Regions from separate parts of the Homo sapiens genome. Here region 1 is linked to region 2. Evidence: read pairs that join two places in POLR2A ChIA-PET (ENCODE). Cell type or tissue: K562. All regions are shown on one strand. Links, peaks and the distances in the headings refer to the core of each region. The heading gives the core; the rest is flanking DNA. Region 1 has its middle 93 kb from the start of CARD11. Region 2 overlaps CARD11 (caspase recruitment domain family member 11).

Evidence for each region. ChIA-PET counts read pairs that join two places held together with the same protein. Peaks named below come from ENCODE experiments on the same cell type or tissue, not always from the same donor. Only the 100,000 strongest peaks of a DNase experiment are listed, where the experiment ranks them.
Region 1: POLR2A ChIA-PET joins it to region 2 with 5 read pairs; 4 of 35 experiments call an interaction of 5 or more read pairs at or near these places.

What each region holds. Positions count from the first base shown.
Region 1 is chr7:3,133,869-3,139,244 of GRCh38, forward strand. No RefSeq gene overlaps it. Among named protein-coding and RNA genes, the nearest start is that of CARD11, 93 kb to the left of the region's middle. In K562, for the core only: no CTCF peak of the experiment used is centred there; no DNase peak of the experiment used is centred there; H3K27me3 peaks cover 1,522 bases.
Region 2 is chr7:2,953,841-2,959,216 of GRCh38, forward strand. CARD11 (caspase recruitment domain family member 11) reads right to left here. Exons shown (of 25, transcript NM_032415.7): 2 at 4,660-4,791. The coding sequence starts at 4,666. Among named protein-coding and RNA genes, the nearest start is that of CARD11-AS1, 12 kb to the left of the region's middle. RefSeq lists a silencer at 843-902. In K562, for the core only: no CTCF peak of the experiment used is centred there; DNase peaks (open chromatin) are centred at 1,531, 2,771 and 3,061.

The sequences.
Region 1 (5,376 bases), core at 52-5,051, 180 kb after region 2:
TACTTCTTTCTTTCCAATCTGGATGTCTTTATTTTATATATTTTTAGCTTTATTTTACTGGCTCGAATCTTCAGTAAATTCCCGAATGGAAGTGGTGAGAATGAATGTCTTTGCTTCATTTCCAAGCTTTGGGAAAAGCATTCAGTCTTTCACCATTAAGTATAACGTTAGCTGTGGGTTTTCTGTGGTGCACTTCATCAAGTTGAGGAAGTTCCCTCTTATTCCTAGTTTGTGGATGGTTTTTGTCATGAATGGGTGTTGGATTTTGTCGATTGCTTTTTTTGTGTCTACTAATTCACTATCTGAACGTGCCATCTGTTTCCTGCCAGGACCCTAAAAAATAAAAAATGCTCGCTGCAAAGTGAAAATTTATGTGATGAAGGTGGATTCCCTAGTCCCTACTCAATGAATTATTGCACTGACTTGATGCCCATTCTCTCAGCTTTTTAGCTTCAAGAGATTTGGTTTTAAAATATATCCACTAGGCCGGGCACTGTGGCTAACGCCTGTAATCCTAGCACTTTGGGAGGCCGAGGTGGGTGGACTGCCTGAGCTCAAGAGTTCGAGACCAGCCTGGACAACACAGTGAAACCCTGTCTCTACTAAAATACAAAAAATTATCTGGGCCTGGCAGCGCATGCCTGTAATCCCAGCTACTCGGGTGGCTGACGCAGGAGAACCCCTTGAATCCGGGAGGCGGAAGTTGTAGTGAGCCGATATTGTGCCACTGCACTCCAGCCTGGGCGTCTCCAAAAAAAACATATCTATATATCTATATATATCTCCACTAGTAATTTGATACTCCTTCCTTCCAAAATGGAGCCTAATTCTCCTCCTTCTGAGTGTGAACTAGACTCAGTGAATTGCTTCTAGGGAACAGAATATGGCAGAAATGATGGCGTATGGTTTCTGAGACTAGGTGATAGGAGGCGTTGTGGTTTCTACCTCATGATTCACTCTGAGAGAAACCAGCCGCCATGTTGTGACATCACTCAAGGAGCTCCATGGGAAGTTCCACCAAGTGAAGCCTCTGTGACTGAGTCACTTTGGAAGAGAATCCTCAAGTCTTCTGACTGTAGCCCCAGCCAACATCTGACTGCAAACCCATGATACAAATCCAGCCAGAACCACCCAGTTAAACTGCTCCTGAATTCCTGACCCCCGGGAACCACAAGGTAATAAACGACTATTGTTCTAAGCCACTGTGTGTTGGAGTGATTTGTTATGCAGCGTTTGACAATACAAAAGACATTGCCACCTTCTCTCAGAATTTGTTAAGCTCTAAAAATGACAAAGATGGGTCTGAAGGAACAAGGATTTCTGGACCTGGAGGCTCTTTCAGAAGTTAGATCCCATGAGGATGGGGCATTGCTCTAAGAAGAGGTTGGTGAGCATTGTATGTGAAAACACTTCGTAGGTGATAAATACGGCATAAACACATTATTGTTACTGGAAGGTTTGTTATAGCCTTCAAGCTTACACTCGATGTCATCTTAGCCGGCATCCTTCTTTCTATCCCAACACATCAGGTCTTTGATAATTTGTGTTCTTCTAAGAAAGGACCCCCAGGGTCCTGCCCTCCCAGGACCGACATGCTGACCAGGCACTTGATGTGGACATGTCAGACCACCCACATTCTACTTCCTTCAGTTGCTTTTTCTAGAATGCCAGCCAGGAGGGACGGGTACACTCTGAATTTTGATCTCATGTGGGTGGGTGATCTGCTTTCTAATTAAAGTTCCCTGCCCGGCCCCTTCTGCGGAACGTTTCACCCAGGAGAAAAGACCTGAAGCAATTGTGTCAAAGGGTAGGAAAGCATTTACACAGCAAGGGAGATCTTGCTTAGCAATTGGGGGAGAAAGAGAGAGAAAGATTTGCCTCCAGCTGCCATTCTGAACTGTACCGTTTGTACAAAGTGGAACGTAAGTTTCTGTTTTCTGAAAAGGGGACAAGTTGCTATTGATAAAGCAGGAGGTCACATCCATCTCCATTTGCATACAAATTACTTTCTCATCTACTTTCCAAGGGGGAGAAAGAGCTGCTTTATCGTTCTCAGAGGGAGCAAACTCTCCACGGGTTGCCTTGTATATTTGTCAGAACTTTTTGGATGCAAGTGACAGACACTCAACCCAACCCTGAGTAGCTTATGCAAAACTGGTAACTTTTTTTTTTTTTTTTTTTTTTTTGAGAGTTTCGCTCTTGTTGCCCAGGCTGGAGTGCAGTGGAGCCATCTCAATTCACTGCAACCTCCGCCTCCTGGGTTCAAGCGATTCTCCTGTCTCAGTTTCCAGAGTAGCTGGTACTACAGGCGTGTACCACCATGCCCAGCTAATTTTTGTATTTTTAGTACAGACGGGGTTTCACCATGTTGGCCAAGATGTTCTCGATCTCCTGACCTTGTGATCCACCCACCTCAGCCTCCCAAAGTGCTGGGATTACAGGCGTGAGCCACTGCACCCGGACACTAAACTGGTCATTTTTGATCTATCTCATCAAATCACAAAAGTAGAAAAGTCTTTCACTTAATAGGGGATGCAAATGCCATCTTCCATCTTATCTCCTCTTTTATCTAATCAACTGCCTTTATTCTCTCCCCAGAAGCTAAACCCATGGCCACATGGATATCTCCAAACTTGAACTCGAGCCTGCTGTATCCGGCTCTGTACGTGCTATGGCTATTTGGATATCTGGTAGGGCTGTCAAGCTGAGTGTGTTGAAGCTGTTTAGGATCTTGCTCTTGTAACCTGCTCCCCCTCCTCCAGTGTTTTCCTGTCAGAGTAGATGGCTCCACTTGCCACCTCCTTGGGCAGCTGCATAAGCCAGAAACCTGAGCATCACCTCTGACCCCTCCCTCCCTCATCCCCACACAGCCAATGAGTAAATACGACTGGGGTCCAGGTGCCTCTTTCTTACCACAATTTTTATATTTTATCTTAATTTTTATTTTTTTGAGACAGGGTCTCACTCTGTTGCCCAGGCTGGAGTGCAGTGCTGTGATCCCAGCTCACTGCAACCTCCGCCTCTCAGGCTCAAGCAATTCTCATGCCTCAGCCTACCAAGTAGCTGAGATTACTGGAGCACACCACCACACCCCTGCTAATTTCTGTATTTTTCGTAGAGACAGGGTCTCACCATGTTGGCCAGGCTGGTCTTGAACTCCTGACCTCAAGTGATCCACCCATCTGAGCCTCCCAAAGTGCTGGGATTATATGAGCCAACGCGCCCAGCCCAGGTGGCTATTTCTAGTCCCCCTGCCACTCCCTAGTCCAGGCCATCATCCCTGCAGTGTGGACTAGGGTAACCATGTTCCAACGAGTTCCTTTCCCATCTATTCCTGCCTCCCTCTGATTTGTTCTCCATAGGATTGCCATAAATGTCCAGAAAAATGCAAATTAGATCCTGGCAAGCCCCTACTGCATGCTCTCCTCTCACCATTAGGATAAAACTCCAACTCCTCACCATGACGTGATCCCAGCCCTGCCTGTCTTACGCCAGTGGCCACTTTCCTCTCTGCCGTCCGCACAGCAGCAGCTCTGCTCCTGTCCACTCCATGACCTCGAAGCATACGGTTTCCCCTGCCCAAATGTTCTTTCCTCCTGCTTTACCTGCCTAGCTCCCCTTCACACTTCAGAGCTAGAATCCCCTAGGAAACTTAGGTGAGAGGATGGCTTGAAACCAGGAGTTCATCAGCCTGGGCAACACAGTGAGAGCCCTGTCCCTACAAAAACAAACAAACAAACAAACAAACAAACAAAACAACAAATTCACTGGGTGTGGTGACACAGGCCTGTGGTCCCAGCTACTCTGGAGGCTGAGGCAGGAGGATCCCTTGAGCCTGAGAGTTGGAGGCTGCTTTGAGTTGTGATAGCGCCACTGCATTCCAGCCTAGGTGACAGAGCAAGACCCCATCTCTTTAAAAAAAAAAAAAAAAAAATTTCAGTGTTGGCCAGGCTTGGTGGCTCATGCCTGTAATCTCAGCACTTTGGGAGGCTGAGGTGGGCAGACCATTTGAGCCCAGGAGTTTGAGACCAGCCTAGACAACATGGCAAAACCTCATCTCTACAAAATATACAGAAATTAGCCAGGTGTGGTGGAACATGCCTGTAGTCCCAGCTACTTGGGAGGCTGATGTGGGATAATGACTTGAGTCCAGGAGGTGGAGGTTACAGTGAGCCAATATTGCACCATACACTCCAGCCTGGGTGACAGAGCCAGACCTTGTCTCAAATCTACAGATAGGCAATAAATTTAAAATTATTACATGAACTTGTTGACATTCCTCTCTCCAAAATGGAGCCCAATTCGCCTCCCATTAAATGGGGATGGACTTAGTAACTTCTAATAGAGTACTTCTAATAAATAGAAGTGGCAAGGTGTGACTTCTGAAGCTAAATTATAAAAGGCATTGTGTGAATTCCTCTTTGTGTTCTCTCTTGGATCACCGGCTCTGGGAAGAGCCGGCCGCCATGTTGTGAGAACACTCAAGCAGCCCTCTGAGGAAGCCCCCATGGTGAGGAGCTGTGGCCTCCTACCAACAGCCATGCGAGTGAGTTTGGAAGTGGATCCTCTAGTCTCAGTTGAGCCTTTGGATGATGCAGCCCTGGCCAGCATCTTGATTGTATCCTCATGAGAGTCCCCGAGCCAGAACCACTCAGCTAAATCACTTGCAAATTCCTGGCCCAAAGAAACTGACATAATAAACGTGTATTTTTTTAAGCCATTAAGTTTTCTAGCAATTTGTTATACAGAATTAGACAATATAGCAACTTCTTAGATCATTCTTACAGCCTTTATGACATTTATATTCAAATAATTAACTGTGGAATGCATGGTTTGGAAATGTCTGTTGCAGTCCCTGCTGTACCCTCAGGGTCCTGACCTGGTAAATGCTTATAGAACTGAACTTCATGCTGGGAGACAGTGGTATGCCAGGCAAAACAGACACCTGAAGCCCATTGTTTCTAATATGCCTCTCCTCTATAGACAAAATCATTTTCTATCACCATGATGCAACAGATACTGTTTGAATGCAGTAAAATCTCTCTCGTATACACTAACATTTGCACATATGGAACAAAACATGACACTTCTCTGTTCTTTTGTTTTGCTGTTTTAATTGTAAAATAAAAACTCCAAGTGGTCACAAGGAAAGGCAGAATTAAAGTAATTCAAATTCTCTTTGTCTTCATAATGACTGTGCTATTGTTTATTTTGAATCTACTAAACACAGTTGATATGTAATATGCAATGCCACAGGGGATGGGGACCTGAACTCCACACCAACTGAGCCCTAGTGATTCAGAATCTTGGCAGACTTCCTCTTCACATGAACACGTGCTTCTGGGTCCCTGAGTGTTGGGGTCGATTACACAACAG
Region 2 (5,376 bases), core at 305-5,304:
CTGTAAGATATAAATGCTCTTTGTCCCAAGCCTTGTGAAGTTGGGTCTACTGTGATTTGCAGCCCAAAGCCTCCTAACTAATAAAGACATCTACTTAGTACAAAGACTTGCTCAGCACCATGAATGCACAAGAGAGCTGAAAGGCAGGTGTTAAGAAGCTTATACCTTTTGCGGGGTCAGAAGGCACAGGCCTAGGAATTAAACAGCAGCTCAAGGCAAGAAGACAGGCAGGTCTGGATAGACCAACCAGCATTTCTTACCAGCTTTCATGAACAAGGAGGTTGTAGTTGGCACATGCCAACCACGTGTTACAAGAGTGCTCAGTGACATAGAAAGCCTTCCTCCCGGGACCCCGGGTGACCCGGTGCAGCCACCTCAGCGGCCTGTCAGCTAAGCAGGAAATAACTAGGGCCAAATCTTCTTTCCAGAGCAGAGATGAAAGGGACCCTCCTACCTCATTGTAGCTCTCTGCAGCCTTGAGCTCCCAGGCTCCAGCAATCCTCCCACCTCAGCCTCCTAAGTAGCTGGGACTATAGGCGCACACCACCATGCCCGGCCAAGGGACCCTTCTACCTCAGATGCAGTGAAATCACAGACCCTGGATCTCGTTGAAACCTGTCCCATCGTTAATGCCCCTTTGCAGCACAGTTGCTTAGCAACCAGGGGTGAAGTTGAACTTGGGAAAGTGGACCAGTTTGTGAGTGCCTGGACTGAAAGGGCCTCTTCAACCTCAGCCGACTTGAGTGAGAACTGGCTCTGTGCTGAGCACTGTGCTGGGAACAGAGGGTGCAAAGACGTTTCGCACACAGACCCTGGGTTGCAAGCTGCTCAGAGGTTGGTGGTAAGTGTCAGCCGCCCACACAAGCCCCGGTGGGAGGAACAGCATCCTCTGGAACCCTGCAGAGAGGGCAGCCACACGCCCTGCTGGCAGAACAGGAAGTGCTTCCCCACTGGGCTGCCCGCGTGCCAGGCACCGTGCCTGACCCTTTATAGAAATTATCTCATTTGGCTGGGCATGGTGATTACACCTGTAATCCCAGCACTTTGGGAGGCCGAGGTGGGCAGATCACTTGAGGTCAGGAGTTCGAGACCAGGCTGGCTAACATAGCGAAACCCCGTCTCTTCTAAAAATACAAAACATCAGCTGAGCATGGTGGCAGGTGCCTGTAGTCCCAGCTACTCAGGAGGCAGAGGCAAGAGAATCACTTGAACCCAGGAGGCAGAGTTTGCAGTGAACCCAGATTGTTCCACTGCACTCCAGCCCTGGCAACAGAGCAAGACTCTGTCTCCAAAAAAAAAAAAAAAGAAATCATCTCATTTAACGACCACAGCGGCTCTGAGAGATGGATGTGCTCACCCTTGTTTTGTAGACAAGGAAACCAAGAACCAGAGAGCCCTAGCAACTTGCTGAGGGTCACATAGCAAATCTAACTGGGGTTCCAGCCCACGCCTCCTTCATGTGAAGACCTCCCTGAGGTTCCCCCTCCTTAGAGAGCTGGGAGCATTTTGAGTGGGAGTTTGCTAGGCAGAGGGACAGGCAAGATAAAGTAGCCTGGTGAAGGGTGAGTTCATATCACAAACACCCGGAGCCATGATCTGGGGGCATCTGTTCTCACTGGAGTGACAGAGTAAGGACGCTATTGCACCTCTGCTCCCAGCAGGGGCTCACCTGCAGACATTTGTTACTGTATGAAAAAAACCTGCAAGGGCTGGAAAACAAGTTGGTTTCACCTAGTAGGGTTGAACATGCAGAACATACATGCCAGGAGTCCCTTCTAGATATCATCCCTAGAGAAATTCTACCCGTGTGCATCCAGAGACCTGTGCAAGAATGTTCAACAGCAGCACCGTGTATCCAAAACCAGAAACCACACACAGACATCGTCCAACAGCGTGGATAAATACACTGTGTATTCAACGCTGGAGCACTCCCCAGCAGTGAACATGGAAAGAAATATGACCATGTGCATAAGCACAGGTGGACCTCAGGAACATGATGCTGAGTGAAAAAGCAAGCCACAGAAGATGCATGGTATAAAACTGTCTATAAGTACTTCAAAAACAGGCTGGGCACAGTGGCTCACGCCTATAATCTCAGCACTTTGGGAGGCCCAGGTGGGAGGATTGCTTGAGGCCAGAAGTTTGAGACCAGCCTGGAAAACACAGCGAGACACCATCTCTACAAAAAATAAAAACAAAGTAGCTGGGCATGGTGGTACACGCCTGTAGTCCCAGCTGCTTGGGAGGTGGGAGGATCACTTGAGCCTAGGAGATCGAGGCTGCAATGAACTACGATGGCACCACTACATTCCAGCCTGGGAAAAAGTGAGACCCTGTCTCTAAAAAATTAAAAAAATATATACATATATATAAAACAAGGCTGAGTGAGATGGCTCATGCCTGAAATCCCAGCACTTTGGGAGGCCGAGACGGGAGACTGGGAGTTTGAGGCCAGCCTGGACGATATAGCAAGACCCCATCTCTACAAAAAAATAAAAACTTAGCTGGGTGTGGGGTTGCGTGCTTGTAGTCCCAGCTACCCAGAAGGCTGAGATGGAAGGATTGCTTAAGCCAGGAGGTTGAGGCTGCAGGGAGCTATCATCATACCACTGTACTCCAGCCTGGGAGACAGAGCAAAATCCTGTCTTAAAAATAATTTTTTTTTTAAACATACAAAACAAAACCCTACTGTTAAGGATATACGGCAAAACTATACCAAGAAACAAGGGGACTGATAAAAATCAGAATGGTGGCTTCCCATGGGGAGGGGCAGCCAGACAGATGTGACCTCGGAAGGTCCCCTGAGGACATTGGTGACACAAGGAATTATGTTATGCTTCAACTGGGGACATGAGTGTCTGTTTCATTGTTCTCTGCCTCATAGATACACATTATATATACATATTTATATGTATGAAATATTTCATGGAAAAAATCTATGGAGAGTGTAGCTAGCCTCAAAAGAAAAAAAATGTCTCAGACGCAATTCGAAATGTATTTTCCCTTCTAACACTTCCCTCTAACTCAGCATGACTCAGCCTCATCACCGGGGATGAACCCAGTGACTCTGTCAAGCTCTGGGCAGTTTCTTTGAAGGCAGTTTTCTCAGAAATGTGCCCAGAGGCCCCGAGGCTCTGAACTTTAACAGCATGGCAGGTTGGATGGCCCGTCCCTACCTAAGTCTTAGCTGGAGCTTGTCGCAACTCGCAACTCAAACCCAACCTTTGGCAGGGTTTGACTTCCAGTGTGAGACAGGTCCTAGGCCACACCAATCTCTTTGCAAATGGCTGAAAAGCAAGTGCCAGACCCCCAGGCTAGGCTCCACAGAAAGGGCTGTGTTGCTCACCTTCCCTGGGAAGCAAAGGACCAGGAGGTGACCCACCTGAGGACGAATTCCATGAGAGTTGCTGGCCTCACGTCCTGACTTACTCATTCAAGACCTCTACTGTGGCTTCCTCTTGCTGTTATGATAAAGTTCCAATCTTTTTTTTTTTTTTTTCTTGAGATAGGGTCCTGCGCTGTTGCCCAGGCTGGAGTGCCGTGGCGTGATCTCAGCTCACAGCAGCCTCTGCCTCCTGAGCTCAAGCAATCCTCCTGCCTCCACCTACTGAGTAGCTGGGACCACAGGCAAACACCACCGTGGCCAGCTAATATTTTAAAAATTATTTTTGTAGAGATGGGGTCTTGCTATGTTGCCCAGGCTGGTCTCAAACTCCTGGGCTCGAGTGATCTTCCCACCTTGGACTCCCAAAGTGCTGGGATTACAGGCATGACCACCATGCCAAGCCATGTTCAACTTTTTTTTTTTTTTTTTTTTTTGAGATAGAGTCTTGCTCTTTCACCCAGGCTGGAGTGCAGTGGCACCATCTGGGCTCACTGCAGCCTCGGCCTCCTGGGTCCAAGGATTCTCCTGCCTCAGCCTCCTGAGTAGCTGGGGTTACAGATGCCCACCACCATGCCTGGCTAATTTTTGTATTTTTTGTAGAGACGGGGTTTCACCATGTTGGCCAGGCTGGTCTCGAACTCTTGACCTCAGATGATCCACTTGCCTCGGCCTCCCAAAGTGCTGGGATTTACAGGTGTAAGCCACTGTGCCTGGCCCATGTTCAGCATCTTGATCTTGATCTTCAGGCCCTGCAAGGTTTGCTTTCTGCCAGCCCCTCAATCTTATCACAACTACATCCCCGGCCTGCCAGCCTTTTCTCTGATGGTCTCCCAAGCTCCGGCTGGTGTCACAGCCTGATCTCTGCCCCTCTCTCCCTTCACTACTCCCGCCCCTCCGCCAAGTCTCAGGTCACCATCACTTGCGTTTTTTCCAATATAAAGGAACGGCCAGGCACAGTGTCTCCTGCCTGTAATCAGTGCTTTGGGAGGCAGAGACAGGGAGATCGCTTGAGGCCAGGAGTTTGAGACCAGTCTGGGCAACGGAGCAAGGCCCTGTCTCTACAAAAAATTTAAAAAATTCACCAGATTTGGTTGTGTGTGCCTGTGGTCCCAGCTACTTGGGAGGCTAAAATGGGAGGATCACTTGAGCCAAGGAGGTGGAGGGCTGCAGTATGTTATGATCACATCACTGCACTCCAGCCGCAGTGATAGAACAAGACCCTGTCTCTCCATAATATATAGAGAGGTATAGAGGGGATAACAGATGCCGAGTACCTGGCATGGAGGGGTGCTCACACACAGGGGCTGCTATCCCGCCATTGGGGTGTGACTTCTACACTTTCCGGCTGGATCTTGTCGTCCCTTGAGCCAGGCTCCCGTTGCATCTGGACTTGCAGTGCTTGGGATCTGAAAAGGAAGAGATAATCAGCCTTGGAGCAGGAGGCGGAGGATGGAGAGAAAGGGAATCGTTCTGGGATCAAAGAGATGTTCTGCTTTGGAAGAAAAGGCCAGGAAGTCCTGAGGGGCGTGTCACCCTCGATGACACTGGCAGAGTGGACCACACCAGGGGCTGCAGGGGGAGAGGGGCTTCTGTTCCACCCTGGGGAGTGGACAGCCTGGGAGGCCACTGACACAGGTCCTGACACCCCTGGAGATGGGGAGGAGGGAAGATGGCAGCCTTGGGCATGCTCGTGGCCAGTGTGGAAGATCTTTGATGGAAAAGGCTTTGATGGAAACCTCTGCAGACTGGAGCCGCTCTAATCAGCTGCTAATTCATTAGGTCAAAAGCAGCAAACCCCGTTCCCAAACCCCGAAGAGTTCCCGTCACTGTGAATTATGTCTTTAGCCTCCAGCCTGCCATGGGTTTGGGCAGGAACACGCGGTAGCCCACACACGCTGTAATTTCCCAAGGGCAGTGTTCCTTATGGTGACTGACGAGGCCACCGCTAATGCCCCACTCAGCCATCCAGGAGCCCAGCTGGGGGTTTGGGT